Linked DNA regions of Homo sapiens: region 2 is linked to region 1. A link is a loop called in an ENCODE intact Hi-C map of the cell type or tissue named here. Cell type or tissue: Calu3. All regions are shown on one strand. Region 1 overlaps VAV3 (vav guanine nucleotide exchange factor 3). Region 2 overlaps VAV3 (vav guanine nucleotide exchange factor 3).

Evidence for each region. Hi-C counts contacts between places; a loop is a spot of excess contacts. Peaks named below come from ENCODE experiments on the same cell type or tissue, not always from the same donor. Only the 100,000 strongest peaks of a DNase experiment are listed, where the experiment ranks them.
Region 2: it touches region 1 in a loop (2.9-fold over the local background); 2 of 110 quality-filtered maps call a loop at or near these places.

Annotation. Positions count from the first base shown.
Region 1 is chr1:107,588,041-107,596,040 of GRCh38, reverse strand. The region is part of intron 25 of VAV3 (vav guanine nucleotide exchange factor 3); the gene reads left to right. Among named protein-coding and RNA genes, the nearest start is that of MIR7852, 310 kb to the left of the region's middle. In Calu3, no CTCF peak of the experiment used is centred here; no DNase peak of the experiment used is centred here.
Region 2 is chr1:107,666,237-107,674,236 of GRCh38, reverse strand. All of the region lies in intron 19 of VAV3 (vav guanine nucleotide exchange factor 3), which reads left to right. Among named protein-coding and RNA genes, the nearest start is that of MIR7852, 230 kb to the left of the region's middle. In Calu3, no CTCF peak of the experiment used is centred here; a DNase peak (open chromatin) is centred at 4,006.

The sequences.
Region 1 (8,000 bases):
ACATGTCTAATTATAGATCTTTATGGCAAATTAAAAATTATGTTTATGTCCAAAAATCCAGCAGAAACGTAAAAGATATGCTAATATTTACATTTCATACTTTTCATTGACTTTTATATTAACTAAACTCTTTTTAACTTACATGTAATGTGTGAGGTCATAATTCTGTTTGAGTAATAGTATTTAAGCAGGGCTGGTACACAGCTCTCCAGTTAGCCTAGTATCTCAAATCTGCTTATGGTCTATTTCAATGACTACTTTAAGAATTTTGACATTACTAATGTGTTTTTTTGGATGCTAGTATTTCTAAAACCATACATTGGCCACTTTCTTTCAGAATGAGCTGTGTGCTACAACTAATCACAAAAGATTAGCATGCAAACAAAAGCATGTTATGGTTGGACTGTGAGTCTAAGTCGAAAACCTTTTCTCTCATCGTTTAATGTTACATAATCTTCCTGGAGATAGAGCATGTAACAAAAAAATTGAAAAATGTCATCAAGAAGGTGTGATTTTATTTTCTTAATCTGATATCACTTTATTTTTTTTAAATAAGTGTTTTGGGGAAGAAGTGAATACAATTTCATTACTCTTAGAATCTTTAGCCTAAGCAACACTGGGATATCTAGAGGTATTTGAAAACAGAATTTGCGTCGGTTTAATATAACTTTATATTTTTCCTTGAAAGCAGAAACTGAAAGGGGAACAGGTAATGCTCTGGGTTTCAACAACATCAGTGAAGTTTTATACATTTCAATTCAAGTAAACAAACAATCTGTCACATCAACTGACATATTTTTTATTTAAGTAACTTAATATATGTTTTCCTCACAGTGATCAATGATGTATGCCTAAGCTCGTGCAATGAAAGTAGAGCGAACTTTATGTTAAAACTTTAAACACCTATTAGATTTTATGGTGTTATTTTTTAGCCCAAGATTACCTGATTATTTTAGATTCTCAAATAGGCATAATTTTTGCTCATTCAAAAATGGAAGTTTTCTCCAAAAAAACAATTTTCCTACCAATATCTTAAAACTCTGTTGAAGCTATGACATTTCCCCCAGCATGAAACATGTAATTTTCGAAGCTCTGTTTCTTTGCCTTCCCAGCAGCAAGAGATAATAAAAGTTGCCAGGGAGGTCAGTTAGATGAAAAATCCTGTTTGAGTTGTTCACTTAGCTCTAGAGAGCCTAGGAGGGAGAAGTGGGGCAGACAGGGAGAACAGATGTCCCATATTAGGTAGGAAGGTCACTAACCCTCATATTTCACTCTGTGGTTCACTCCCAGCCAATTCCTTAGTGTTTAGTACATGGAGGTACTCAGAGAATGTAGCCCGGCAATGAATGAAGTTGTCTAACTTAAAATTATGTCTCATGTTTAATGAAGTATTTAATGCTCAACTTGTTTGACAACTAAGAAGGGAATTACAGGACTTTTTCTTAAAAAAAAGCATAGCCAGTAGAATGTCTTTGAATATCCATGCTAGCCCCAGATAAATTTTTCAGCAAATAAACTCATGAGTTCAAACTTCCCTATCCAGTCTTTTTAAGAGATTCTGACAACTTGAATCAAGCCACTAAAACTTTTTTTTTGTAATTGTGAAGGGAAAGCAAACAATTCATTGAAAATTTTATATTTGTTATCGTTTGGTTTTGTTCATCAATTATTCATTCATTCGTTAAACAGATATATATTAAACACCTAACACATACAAGGCACTGTTCTGGTTCTGGGATATAGCAATTAAGAAGACAAAGTTCCTGCCTTTATGGAGTTTACATTTCAATGGGGAAACTCAGGCAAGTCTGGTTTGGAGGAGTTTCATATTTTTATATAGAGTGGTCAGGTAAGATCTCCCTCGTAAAGCAACTCAAAAGGAGAGAAGGGGTGTAGGTTGGTAATGATTGCACAGTGGTTAACACTCCAAGATTAGTCATTCGTTACTGCAAAGAAGGATTACAATCTTAGATCAAATTTGTGATACCATTCCAGTGTTTTATTTACTTTATACTAACTTTGTATAAAGTTAGAGGAAGACTAAGATGGTTCTGAGGACTAAATGAGGTGTTCTATATAAAGCACTTAGCATAGTGCTCTTACATGGTAAACAGTAAAAGTTACTGCTGACTCTACAACTTCTACTTCCTCTACTACTGCTGCTACTTCTAACTCTTATTCTAACACAGTACTTTCCTATATTTCTAAGGCTTGAATACATTTACTAATTATGACTCATAGCAATGTACATCTTTGCCTTTATGATTTTTTAAATATAACTTGCTTATTTTTATACCAAGTCTTGATAAAAGCTCACCCTTAAAGAAAGACTGCTTCTATTTTTATGCATTTTATACATCCCAGGAAGTGGTAAGGAGGAAATGCTGCATGTTTGTATAGAAAGATTGTGCAAGATGTCTTCATATTGCTTACCTTTGGTTCATAGCTTTAGGTATGCTGCTATCATCTAAAAATAACATTTGCCAAGCATTATTACCTTGGGATACTGGGTTGGACAGAAATGGCATCTCCATTACTTCTAAAAGTCCTTGGAGGATACAGAGCAGGCAAGGTAAAGCTTGGAACCATTCTGTGTTCTGAGTAGAGGTTGAGAATAGAACTTCAACTCCTGAAACCTGCTGTTTATTATTGTTATTATTTTTAAATAATCTAGTCACCTTGGAAAAGAAAGCCCCAGGGCACTGTAGTGGCCACTTACTTTTGGGCTACTCTAGGTTAGAATGTTCGTAGAATGTTTACCAATTATTTTTTCAAGTATGTACAATGTGATAAGATTATGACAGGACTATCTTATGCAAATTCAAAGTAACATCTAAAAAGATATTGATTAGAATTAAGCAAGTGTCCAAAGTATTGGGCAAGGAGCATAACATTTTAAAGTTAGGGGCCCATTGTAGGCTGTCTCTCAGCCTCTCTCCCAGAGTGATGGGATTTTATCTTTGTCTTTGGAATGACTTAAGAGCATTTCTAAGGGAGAAGAAAAGAGAGAAAGAAAAAGAACAAAGAGAGAACTCAGGCATAGCAGGGAGCTCTTGGGCTTCCTCTAGAAACTTCAGTGACTCCATGAAAGATGTTCTATGGATCTTTGTAAAAATCCCATTATTTTCCAAAATGGTCATCTCAAACCTGCCTTAGATTGCTTTAGGTTTACCTGTAGGGCTTGTATATTTGAAGGGCATTAAATTGACTTTTGCATTTCTTGCTCTACAATGAACACATAATTATTTTGAGGTCTGCCAGAGTAGCTGTCTGACCTTAGGCGAGTCACTTAGCCTGTCTGGACCTTAGCTTTCTCATCTGATGAATGAGGAATGAAATTAGAGATTTTATAATGTTCTTTTAAAAATAGCATCTTAGGTTTTTTCCTTTGTTTGCATGAGAGAAGCAGGTAAGGTAATGTTAACAGATTGGTGCATTAGGAAAAGTTGTATGTTTAGCTATTTTGTGACCCATAAGCAGACCTTAAATATTTTGCCAAGTTTTTATTTGTAGAGAATTAGTTGGGCCACAGAGTAGAGTTGGGTAATTTTTTTAAATGGCTATCACTATATTTATATAATATCCAAGTATCTTCTGTAAGAACTTATTAATTACAAAAGGGTAATAGTAATAACCAAGTGATTGAAGTTAACATCCCTAATAATGGGACAAATAAATATCATGTACCTCCTAATATAATGCTCCAAGCAGGACAAACCAACACTTTGGTGGTATTATTGTCCCCAAAAAGCATAAGTGGAATCTAATCATGAGGAAACATCAGACAATCCCAAACTAAAAGACATTCTGCAAAATAATTGGTCTATACTCTAAAACCTTCAGTGTCATTAAAGAAAAAGTCTGAGGAACTGTTTCAGATTAAAGGAGACCAAGAGATGTGACAACTACATATAACATGTGGTCTTGGATTGAATCCTAGAACAGGGGTTGGGAAGATACATACACACACACACACACACACACGTATGTATATATATGTGTGTGTGTATAGTAACATATTTTGTATATGTTATAAAATATGTGTGTATATATGTTGCTATAAAAGATGTGATACAATTGGCAAATTTTGAATAAATTCTCTTGATTAAAAAATAGTACCGCATCAATGCAATTTTCTGCTTTTGATAATTGTACTGTGGTTATATAAGAGAAGAGAATACCTTTGTTTTTCAGGAACGTGTGCTGAGTATTTAGCAATAAGGGGCATTATGTCTGCAATTTATTCTCAAGTGGCTCAGGAAAAATACATAGATTGATAAAGCAAACATCATAAAATGTTAACATTTGGGGAGTCTGAATGAAAAATATGTGGGAATTCCTTTTGCTCTCCTTGCTACTTTAAGTCTGAAATATTTCAGAATAGAAGTTTTCAGTTGTGGAGATGATCCCATTTGCTGGCTATATCTGAAGAATTGGGAGGTAGTGACAGTGTCCTTCTTTTGCCTGCTTCAGACATAGAAGCGTCTGGTCCATTGATTTCAGGACGTGTGGAACACTAGCATGTACTGAACAGATCATATTTGAAGCCATCCGTTCCTTACCTGTGACCTCATTGGATTTGCTTCATTCATTCATTCATTCATTTATTCATTCATTCATTCATTCATCCCTTTATCCTGAAAATATTTTCAGTACTTAGTATGTGCTAGGCCTTGTGCTAGATACTTGAATTATAATAGTGAATAAGATACACAATCTGGTGAACAAGAACAGACAAAAACAAACACCTTCAATAATCACAAATTTTGATAATCCTTATGAAGCTGAAGCATAAGTGCAAGGAAATGGGAGCAGGGCCATTTAGCCTTCAGGGTCAGAGAAGGGCTTTTTGAAGAAGTGACAGTCAGGCTAAACTTAAAGGATCTACAAGAGCTGACAGGGTGTGGGGTGGTGGCCAATAGGGAACCTGCATAGCAAAGAGGTCGTTTGTGTGAAGGTTCATAAGCATTAGAGAACTTCATATTTTTAAGGAACTGAAAAAGGACCAATGTGTTGTGAGTATAGTAAGTGGATTCTGATATTTGCACTAGGAAAGTATTGAAGTTTTACAGACAGAAAATGGCATGAACTAATTTACATTGTCTTAAAAGACCACTGACTGTTCCTGAGGAGTGGCCTAGAGGGAGGCATGCACAGAGGGAAGATGAGTTAGGAGGCTATTGCAGATGTCCGTGAGAGGGATAAGCATGCTTTGAACATGAGTTGCATAGTGACAGCAGAGAAGGATAGTGGCAGGTTTGCGTATATCTTAGAGGTTGAGTTGATTGGATAAAGGATTTGAAATCAAATTAGTACAAGTATGGTACATAAGTATTTGCTTTGGACAACTGGCAAGTGATAAAACCATTAACAATCCAGGAAACAGAAGAGATAGAACAGATTTAAGAGAAAAGAGAATATATTCAGTTTTGCACAGTGTTTAGGTACCTGCGGATATTCAATGGTTCAGGATGCAGCTGGCACTGAGGAGAGTGGTCTGGATTGAAGGTAGAATTTTATGAATCATTAATACTCCATTTCATAGTTCACATAGAATATAGTGATGTGAGAATTATAGGCATTTGTATATAGGCTTAATTTCTTCTGGTGCATTGTTTGCTGGAGCCCTAGAAGCCAGGACCCTTTGCTTGTCATTCTCAATTGTACTTTTGCACATGCCTTGCATGAAATAGCCTCAGAAGGGGCTAAATAAGAGAAGTCAGAGTCTAAGGTTCACAGGAGACACAGCAGATATTAGAGTGCTAAGTTGAAACTGGAAAAGCATGGGAATATGGGTGAGTTTGAAAACAAAGTGTAGATCAGCATGTTCCTTTCAGTGTGGTGACAAATAGTGTAGCAATTCTTCAAAGATTGACAAAGGCTACTTTTGTCATTGGAGCCATAAGTTTGACCTTGCAGGAAGAAGTAGAAGCCAGAACAGAGCCTAGGCTGTCTCTCCCTGGGTGTGGTCTCTTTCCTGTCACCCACTGTCCCCATTATTCTATTCACCATCCAACAACATGCTTATCCTTCATTTTTAGTCAGTATTTTGGGTAGAAACAGAAACTTGGATAATTTGTGTCGTATTTATTTAACTCAGTAGAACATAAAGTAGCATTCTTATTCCTGATAATTCCTTAAACATCCTAATAATTCCTTAACTACTATTTATTAGTTATATTACAATAGAATAGAGACAATATTTATTATCTCCTTCGTACAGGTTCCTAACCATCCACTTAACTTAGTTTCTCCCTTGCCCTTTTAATTCAGCATTCCCATATTCACCTGCCTTTATTTTCTGATTTTATTGTATCCTCAGTTTTTTTGTCATCTTTTCCTCGGTCATTTTGCAATTGGGTTTGATATGATCTAATTTTATTCTGGTAATTTAAATATTTGTTTTAATCTCATTATATTGGTTTCCTAGTACTGCTATAAAATTATCACGAACCAAGTGGCTTAAAACAACAGAAGTTTACTCTCTCACCCTTCTGGAGGCCAGAAGTTGAAAACCAAAGTGTTAGCAGGGCTAATTCTTCCTGGAGGCTCTGAGGGAGAATCCCTCCCATGCCCCTCTCCCAGTTTCTACTGGCAATCCTTGGCATGGCTTGGTTTATAGATGCACCGCTCCAGTCTCTGCTGGTCTTCACGTCACCTTCTGTGTGTATCATTGTCCCTTCTTTTCTCTTATGGACACCTGTCATTGGATTTAGGGCCCACCCAAATACAGCTTGATCTCATTATGAGATCCTTAACTGAATTACATCTGCAAAGACCCCTGTTTCAAATAAAGTCACATTCACAGGTTCACAGGTCCTGGGTGGGCATATCTTTTTGAAGGGCCACCATTCGACCCACTGCAGTTCCACTGTATTAATTTTAAACTTTTCTCTAAAATTTTCCATCCTTATTCTAATTTTTCTTTTTGTCATTTTGTAACTTGGAGTTATAAGAGGACTTTACATTATTACAGCAGTCAGGCAGTCAGTGAATGAGATTTATACAAGAAAAACACTACTTTAATACAAAAAAAAAGTGTTTTCAATGAATTGTATTGCCTTTCCATGGTGAAATGCCTTATCTTTCTGAGAGACTGCACTTCTAGCCAATGCAGGCTCCTAAACAATACTTGAATGACCATTTGTCTGAAACATTGTATTAAATATTTTATATGGAATAAGAGAACCTAAGAATTCTGAAATTCAATAATTTGATGATTAACAGGACACTCTTACTTTTCAAACCCCTTTTACAAATATCAGATCAATATCTCCAATGGAGTATTCCAGGAATCTCTAGCCCTGTGAGAAGTACCATGAAAAGATTTCTTTTGTCAAACAGATATATAAGAAATGCTGCTAGTATGATGTATTCCCTTCTAGGAAAGTGACAGTTTATCTAGAGTTTTCCCCAGTTTATTTCATCATGCAACACTGTCTCATAGTGTTTAATGCTCATGTTAGGAGGCTTAAAAGAGTTAGTAGGTGTGAAATACTGAGAATAGCATCTCACATGTGGGAAGTGCTATGTGTTTTGCTCCTGCTATTACTACTGCTGCTCCTGCTACCACTTCCAATACTGGTACCCAGTGTGAAGTGTTACATTAGCCTCATTTGACAATTTTAAGTATATTTATAAAGTCCTTCTCCTTTTCCCTGATACTTTGGTTTCCTACTTCTATTTCCTGGATACACACTATTCCGGTATACACACTATTCTATGGACTAAGTTAGTTATAACATATTGCTGACATTTTTATATTCTTCTCTCTTCATTTATGATGTCCACATAATTTACAGTTCTTGAACAACTGATCAACTGCAATTGCACATCTTCATTAGTAAGTGATGCTGGGCTTCCCTTTTTTATTTAGTTACTTCAGGATCTTTACCAGCTACTCTAAAGCATTTTTATTCTGAGCCTGATGGCTTTAAAAGTTAGCAACCAGTATCCAGGATCCCTTCAGAATATGGCTTGCAGGTGTAAATTCTACAGAT
Region 2 (8,000 bases), 78 kb before region 1:
TCTGCTTAACAGTTTGGAAATGGAAAGAATAATTTCTGCCAGTCTAAATATTAAACTTGAATGCAGTTGAATTTTTTAAAAGCTATTTTAAGGAGTTAACTATTTGAATCAATATATAGTTTTTAAATATCATGCAGTTCTGAAAAACTACCTTCAGATTATTTTGCAGTGTTGGCTTTTGGATAACTGCAGTAGTGACAGAAATACAATAGATATTTGTTGTCCAAGTATTATTTAAAAATGAGGCAGCATACACTTTTTAAAAAATGACACTTGAGCTTCTTTTGCTAGAGTTTTGCATTTTGTAAAGTTTATCTTAAAATATTCGGAAAATATAAGGAAGTGTAGAAAAAGTTCTCTGGACAAATTACCTATAATCCTCTCACTCAGCTAATCACCCTGTATACTTTTGTTACACACTTTTTTCCTCATATGTTTATTTTTTATGTGCAGCCACATGTTTATTAAATGCCTATGTTTCCAGTTTGGTATTCTCCTTTTATCACTTAATTTTGTTTCATTGAGCGAATTTGTTGATTCATTTGTTCTTTCAACTCTTTGACAAGTATACTGACTTGGTGTTAAGTGTACAAGAATGAACAAGATGTGTTTTCCCTCACACAACTCCCTATGTCCTGGAGCAAAGGTAATGGTGAAGATTTGAGATCAGGGAGATACAGAGGGTATACTTAAAAGAGGCATAGACTTTAGATATGTGAGCATCAGGAAATGATGTCTAACCTGGAATCCAGGATATGAGCAGGGATCAACAGCATCTAAATGGAGAGAAGAGGGTTGCAGGCAGAGGGAACAGCTCCAAGAAAGGCCCTGAGTTGGAGAAGGCACAGGATGGTTAGGGTTGGAGCAGGAGAGCCATTCACAAAGAGAATGGAAGGAAAACCAAGGCAGGATCTTGGTTGATGCACATCAAGGAATTGGACTTTATTCTGATGAACAGATTGAGCCTTTGGAAAGGTTTTATCCAGAGGAGTGACATGGGCAGCTAGGACTGGTTGAAAAGATCACCCTAGCCGCACTTGAATCTTGAGTCATTAAATACTCTTCAGAAAAAAGGAAGTGGGTTTTAGTATAATTTATTGTTGAACATTAGTCTTTCTAATTTTTATTTTTATAAATGCTTTGAGGAACATCTGTGCATGAACATACTTTTCCATATGGCTGATTATTATTTAACAATGGCGTCATAGAGGTACAATATCTGGGTCAAAGCATATGAACTCCTAGATTTTGGATGTAGATGTTGCCAAATTTACCTTTTAGAAATGTTACATTGAATTATGTCCCCACATATTATTGGGGTATGAGAATATGTCTTATTTTATGCCCACCAACCTTGTATTGTTCTTTTCACTATAAGTCATTAGATAGGAAAATAATAGTATCTTACTATCATATCATAGTAGTTGATACCATAATATGAACTTCCTTGATTTTTAGTGAGATAGATTATTTTAATGTTTTTGGCTATGTGTATTTTTTTCTGAGAATTATCTATTATGCTTACTCCCTCTTTCTATTCAAGATTTGGTGCTTTTCTAAATTACTTGTAAGAATATATGTGTGTGTGTGAGAGAGATCAATCTTACATTTATCGAAAATATTTTTATATTTTTTTTCTGGTGTATTTGTTTCTATATAAAGTTTTAAATTTACCAGGAGTCAAAGTTACAGACATTTTATTTATGATCTGTTTTACTGCTTTTATGCTTAGAAAATTTTCCCTCCTCTGACTTATTAAACACCTACTTATAATTTTATTGTTTAATTTTTGTAGCATTTGGCCATTTAACTTATTTTTAAGTAATAACTTATTTAACTTATTTTTATTTAAGGAATAGATTTTAATTCTGTGACTAATTCCAAATGTACATTAAAATGTTTTTCAGGATTTACATTACAAGATTTTACAGAATTTAAATTTATCTTTTTTTTTTTTTTTTTTTTTTTGAGACAGAGTCTTGCTCTGTTGCCCAGGCTGGAGTGCAGTGGCAAGATCTTGGCTCCCTGCAACCTCTGCCTCCCAGGTTCAACCGATTCTTGTACCTCAGCCACCCAAGTAGCTGAGATTGCAGGTGTGTGCCACCATGCCTAGCTAAGTTTTTGTATTTTTAGTAGAGGCAGTGTTTCACCATGTTGACCAGGCTGGTCTCAAACTCTTGGCCTCATGTAATCCTCCCGCCTTGGCCTTGCGGCGTGCTGGGATTACAGGTGTGAGCCACTGCACCCAGTCTAAATTTATCTTTTTTGTTATTGCATAACAACCACAATTATATTGTGTACTTTTTGTTTTGTGCTTTATTATACACATAGCTTGCTAAAATTGTAAGTTATCTTGTGCAAAGCATGTCACAATACATGTTCTGTATATATAGGAAATTACGTTTTAAACAAATATAAATACTTAATATTGAAATAGTCAGTTTTGTTTTGTTTTTTTTGGTAAAATATGACAAACTAAGCCTAACTTCCCCAAGGATTTTCAGAAGTAGGAAGAAAAATATTCTATGGCTCTGCCTTTTGAGTTCAGAGTAGCTCCTCCCGTTGTTCTTATTTCCTTTTGTACATATGTGTCTCCCTTTATTTTACAAATCCTCCTCATCTTAATTTACTCTGCTGCTCCTGGGAGTGAGACTAGACCTATTATTTTAAAAGAGCTTTAGTTTTAGTAATTCTTCATCTAAGTATGAAAATTTCAACTTCTACTTTATTTGAAGTATGCAGTAGATATGTTCTCATTTCAAAAACAGTGTGGAGATTCTACACTTTCAAGTTCTAATTTGGCAAGTCTTATATGTCATCATGAAAATATTAGGTGTTTAATAAATAGACTTTCTTGGAGAAGTCGGTTGTAAGCAGGTAGAATAATGACTTTGGATTCCTGCCTGGCATGTTGCCCCTTATGATCTGTTCACAGAACGTGCTTCTGGATGTCCAGATATTAACCGTTGTGATCATAGCTACCTCTTATATCAAATGCCCCAACAAAATCGTGTGATGTCTTCAGTTCAGGACAGAGCTTTCCTTCTTGGGAGTAAGAATTACTCTTTCAGTTTGTCTAGAGGACGTGAACATGATTAGATAAACAAAACATGAAAGTGTACATATATTTCTCTACCTCCACCTACCATTATAGGCCTAACATTATAGCTTTTCACTCCCAGAGGAAGAAACTTTGCCATTTCAAAAAACTGTAATGCCATGCTTTGGGGATCCCAGATTTAAATATTTTATGCATCTTCCATTTAAATTCAAGCAGTATCCAAGAACAGAATCTGGCCAATGATTTTGAGAAAACGAAATGGCAACACCTTCTTGGAACCTCAAACTGTTCAAGGATTTTTTTTTCTAGCAAAACAGGAAGAAATTGGGGGAAAAGCATATGGACTCAGGTTGAGCATATGATGTATTTTCAACTCGAGTCGGCACTTTACTCATATTTGTAGTGTGACTTAAAATTAATTTGGGTGAAGCACTCAGATTTGAGGGAGGAAAAAAAATCCCTATTTGGGACTAAGTCAACATTTGTGGCATCTCATTAATCGCTGCCTTATGTAACTGCTTTCCCCACCTAAAGAGAAGCTACTGGGATGAGAAAAGTTTATAATATTAATGCCAAGTACAGATCTTGCCTCTCCCAAAAGGAGTTCATTAATCACCATCGAAGCACAAGAACAAACATACTTCATGTCTCTTGCCAGTTTTTTTCAATAACATTTCTGAAAGGCAAAAAAAAAAATATGTTTAATCTTCATTTGCAAAGGTTTTAATTTGGCTGTTATTTAATTTGTGATAATGTTATGTAAATTTAACATGCTCTGAGAATGCCCAGGCATAGGGTATAGAAGTAGAGTGTGTTGGTTAAGAGTTTGGGCCCATGGATCAGAGAGATCTGGATCCAGATTCTTGGCTTTGTTACCTCCTCTCTGTGTGGTCATAACACAGGCAAAGCACTTCAAGCTCAGTGCTTGCTTGGCACGAAATAGCTGGCAAAGAGCCAGCAGTGATGGAAATTCTTACTCTTACTGGTAGGAAGCAGTATGGGCATCAAGTTTGAAAACATGACTTTCAGTCCAAGCTGCTGTGCAAATCTTTGGACAATTTAATAAGCCTCAGTTTTCTAATCTGTAAAATGGAGATGAAAATACTCACCCTACCCACATACACTGGCACAAATGATATAATGTATTAATCAAGATAGAAAACTGAACCTAGCCATGGCATACAAAATCATGTCATATAATTTTGAAAAGTGCAAAGTTGTGAAATCATCTTTATTTTGCCATGTATCTCAGATTCTCAACTGTAACATTATTTGGGTGATCAGTGTGTAGTATTGATTATATTTTAGTGTCAGCCATGTAGTTACTCTCTCCTCTAAGGAGTTTTTTATTACCATTCACTGGAAAATACACAGCTTTTTCTTTGCAATTATTTCTTTACCTCTTTTCTTCTGCCTTCCAATTTAAAATTCATGAGTAATACAGCACCTCACGAATAGATGAAAGGGATGACAATCTAAAAAAAAAGAAAAAACTAATGTAAACCTCATGCTGGAAAACAGAAACACCAATTTAAACAATCATAAATAGGAAAAACAAAAAAACCTGTTGTGCAAGAAAAGGAGGCTCTAGTCTACCTTTATTTACAACCATCAGCTACCGAGTATCAAAGATAGGAATGGATCCATGGTGAAATTTTCAGGCATTCTTGAAAATGTGTTTATTTCTTTCTTGTCTTTATTAGATGTGCCCTGTCTCCTTCATTTCTTTATTTCCATGGCCCCTGCTACTAGAAGCATTGTAAAAAGCCAAAAGAAGAACAAGAAATTCTGAGGACATGGGTGAAAATGCAGCCTTGAGGTTTCTGAAAATAACAGGAGACAGACAAGGCTGGTGTCCAGCAACAATACTGGGTAGCTCTTTTTGTCCCCACTTACACAGCGAAGGATAAAGAAGAGATCCTATGGACACTTAGTAAGGATTACTTCATGTTTTAATTCAAAGTACTTTGGAAAGAAGACTTTGAGCAGAGTGGAATAGCAGGAGGTTTTTGTAAGGTGAAATAGAATGAAAGTGCAGCCAAGAATTTTTCTGTCTTCAATTTTAAAGAACACCGGCATAACTCATTTTTCTTTTTTTCCCCTGTGTTCTTTTTGACCTTCTTAGCAGCTCCTGACTTTCTCCCTTGGGGATTTTTCTCTGTATAGTCAGCGCTGACTCCCTTAGAAATCCTGAACCCCACACCCGTATCGCGAAAGAGTTGAAGAGAATTCAAATAAACACGTTGAGATAAGTAGCTTGTGAACTAACTGTTACAGCATGCCTCTGTAATAAGATACTGCCAGCTAGAAGCTAAAATAAAGTGAAATTCCATTTAACATGTGACAATCAAAACTGTATGTTTCTCCTAAAAATATAAGCTAAAGTTAATGTTAGACATTAGAAATTCATACTGAAACACCTACATTCATTTAATGGTAAATTTCTTTAGAATTGTTAGTTTCCTCCTCTCTAGACTGTCCAAACATAGTTCCTGGGACCACGCCTGTAGTTTCTTTCTCTCACTACAATGAGGAAAAAGTTGATGGTTTGCTAATCTCTTATTCTACACATTTCATTGTACTCCATGACTGCAAATTCATCTTTGTATGATTTATATGTCAATCAGCATGTTGGTGAAGTAGCCATGGAATGAATGTTAGAGTGATATTTGTTGATGTACTAGAGGTTTTACATGCTTTATTTTTAATTTCACAACAAAGCTGTGAGAGGTATTATGCCCATTTTACAGATGAGGAAGCTACACTGAGAGTTGTGACAGGTGTCCAAATTCATGTAAGTAATAAACGCTGAAACTGAGCTTTAAACCAAATCCTTATAAAACTTCCATATATGTGTTTCCATAACTAGAAGAAGCATTGTATGTTTTTAACTAATTTAGCAGTCTTGTAGGAATGCATTCATTAAATCAGTGCACTTTATCAGAAGATTTATTTTTTAGCCAGGCTGGCTACAATTATGGATCATGCCAGATGCTCAATGGAGGGAGGAAGTGAGATGAAGTAGGCTAAAGAGAAATAATCTTGGTCAGATTGAAGAAGGATAAGCACTCTTAATTGTCAATATCAAATGAAAGGAGAAATATGACCTTGATGTGAAGGCTTAAGGCAGGGTTGCTATCATATGACTGTCTGGGTCCTGGATGAGAGAGGACCAGCTGAGGTGATTGGAGAGCCTGGGAAAGAGCTTCTCGGAAGGGCCCAGTTGGGCAAAGGGCAAGCAGACACTGCAGATGGCCCCTCAAGTCTCTGCCAACCTTGGGATGCTACGATTCCAAGCAAGGAAGGAAGCTCATTCCACATAGAGTTTTAGATCTTTCATTAGTGTGCCTTTGATTTTAACGTGATTAGAAAATAAAATCATAGCAAAATATCAGGAAATGACCCCAAACTAATGTAATAAATGCTGCTTCTGTTTGTTTTTTATACTGTCTTTTCCCTTAATGTCTTCATTAAGATTTGTGTAGAAAACAGGGTTTTAAGCAGGATGTTGCTATTTTAAATAATTTATAGAGGATGATTGTTTTTCTGTGTTGTGATTTGTTTGTGTGTGTGTGTGTATAATAATCCTAACATAAACCATCATCAGCGAAACCATCACTAATGATAGCAATAAACCTTATCATAAATTCATTTACATTATTTTGTGTAAAAATTGCATCTCATTTCCTAGGCACATATGGAGACATTGTTGGATTATATTTCCTGCATTGCTACCCCATTACAGGCATGCTCTTACATGCATGTGTGGGTGGCCAGACAATATAAGTGGTTAAAAAATTAGTTTTGTAGTTAGCATTGCACAGCTCAGTGCTTTTTCTCACTACTTAGCAGTGTACCCTAGTCCATCCTTTGTTACTGGGGGTGTTATTAGCATCCACCTTCCAGAATTTCTGTGTATTGATTAACTGAGAGACTATATTGTGGAACATTAGCACAGTGTCTGGCTCTTTGTCCATACTAATAAATGGTAGATATTAGCATCACCTGATTTTTGCCACCATCTATACATTCCTGGAGCAGAGGTATAGAAGGTGAGCTAAAACCTATAGAGGCAGCTTCTGGATACCAGACTCTCGAGGCCATAGCCATGCTGTTGTCTTGTTTTGATTTTAAGTGTCCAGATCCATTAGAGCAGAGGCAGCAGTACAAGCTGCTGGCTCTTACATGTTTGGCTTATGATGCCTTTTTGAAAATCAATGATACAGAAACTCCAGAGCTAGGCTGCCTAGGTTTGAATGCAGTCTTCACTATTTACCAGCTCTGTGACCTTGCTCAAGTCACTTAAACCCTCTGTACCTTAACTTCTTTAAAATGGAAATAATAAGACCCACTTCATAGGGTTGTCATGAGGCTTAAACGAGTTAATATATACTAAGGTCATAGAACAGGGACTGGCACATAATTTATATATATACAAATTAGCTGGGTGTGGTGGTGTGCACCTGTAGTCCCAGCCACTCAGGACGCTGAGGCAGGTGAATTGCTTGAACCCAGGAGGCAGAGGTTGCAGTGAGCTGAGATCGTGCCACTGCATTCCAGCCTGGTGGCAGAGTGAGACTCCGTCTCAAAAAAAAAAAAAAAAGTCTCAAATGATCTTGCCATAGAAGTATGAAAGGGAGTGAGGGATCAGAAGCCACGGTGATCTTCTGTGCTGCTTCTGGAAATAGTGGCTCCTGGTCCAGACATCACAGATTTCACCTACCTGCCATAGTTAATGGCCATCACAGTCCTGAAAGCCCACACACCAATTTCCAAATTGCAGATATCACCTTGCTTCAGGTCACTCTGGCATTCTCCAAGAACTATATTTTTGAGAAATAAGACATTAACTCTTATATTTTTTTCCCTTAAGAGTAAGAACATTGTTCGTTATTCATGAGTGCCAGTAGCCAGTTCTGTGACTTTGGTAGCTCATTTA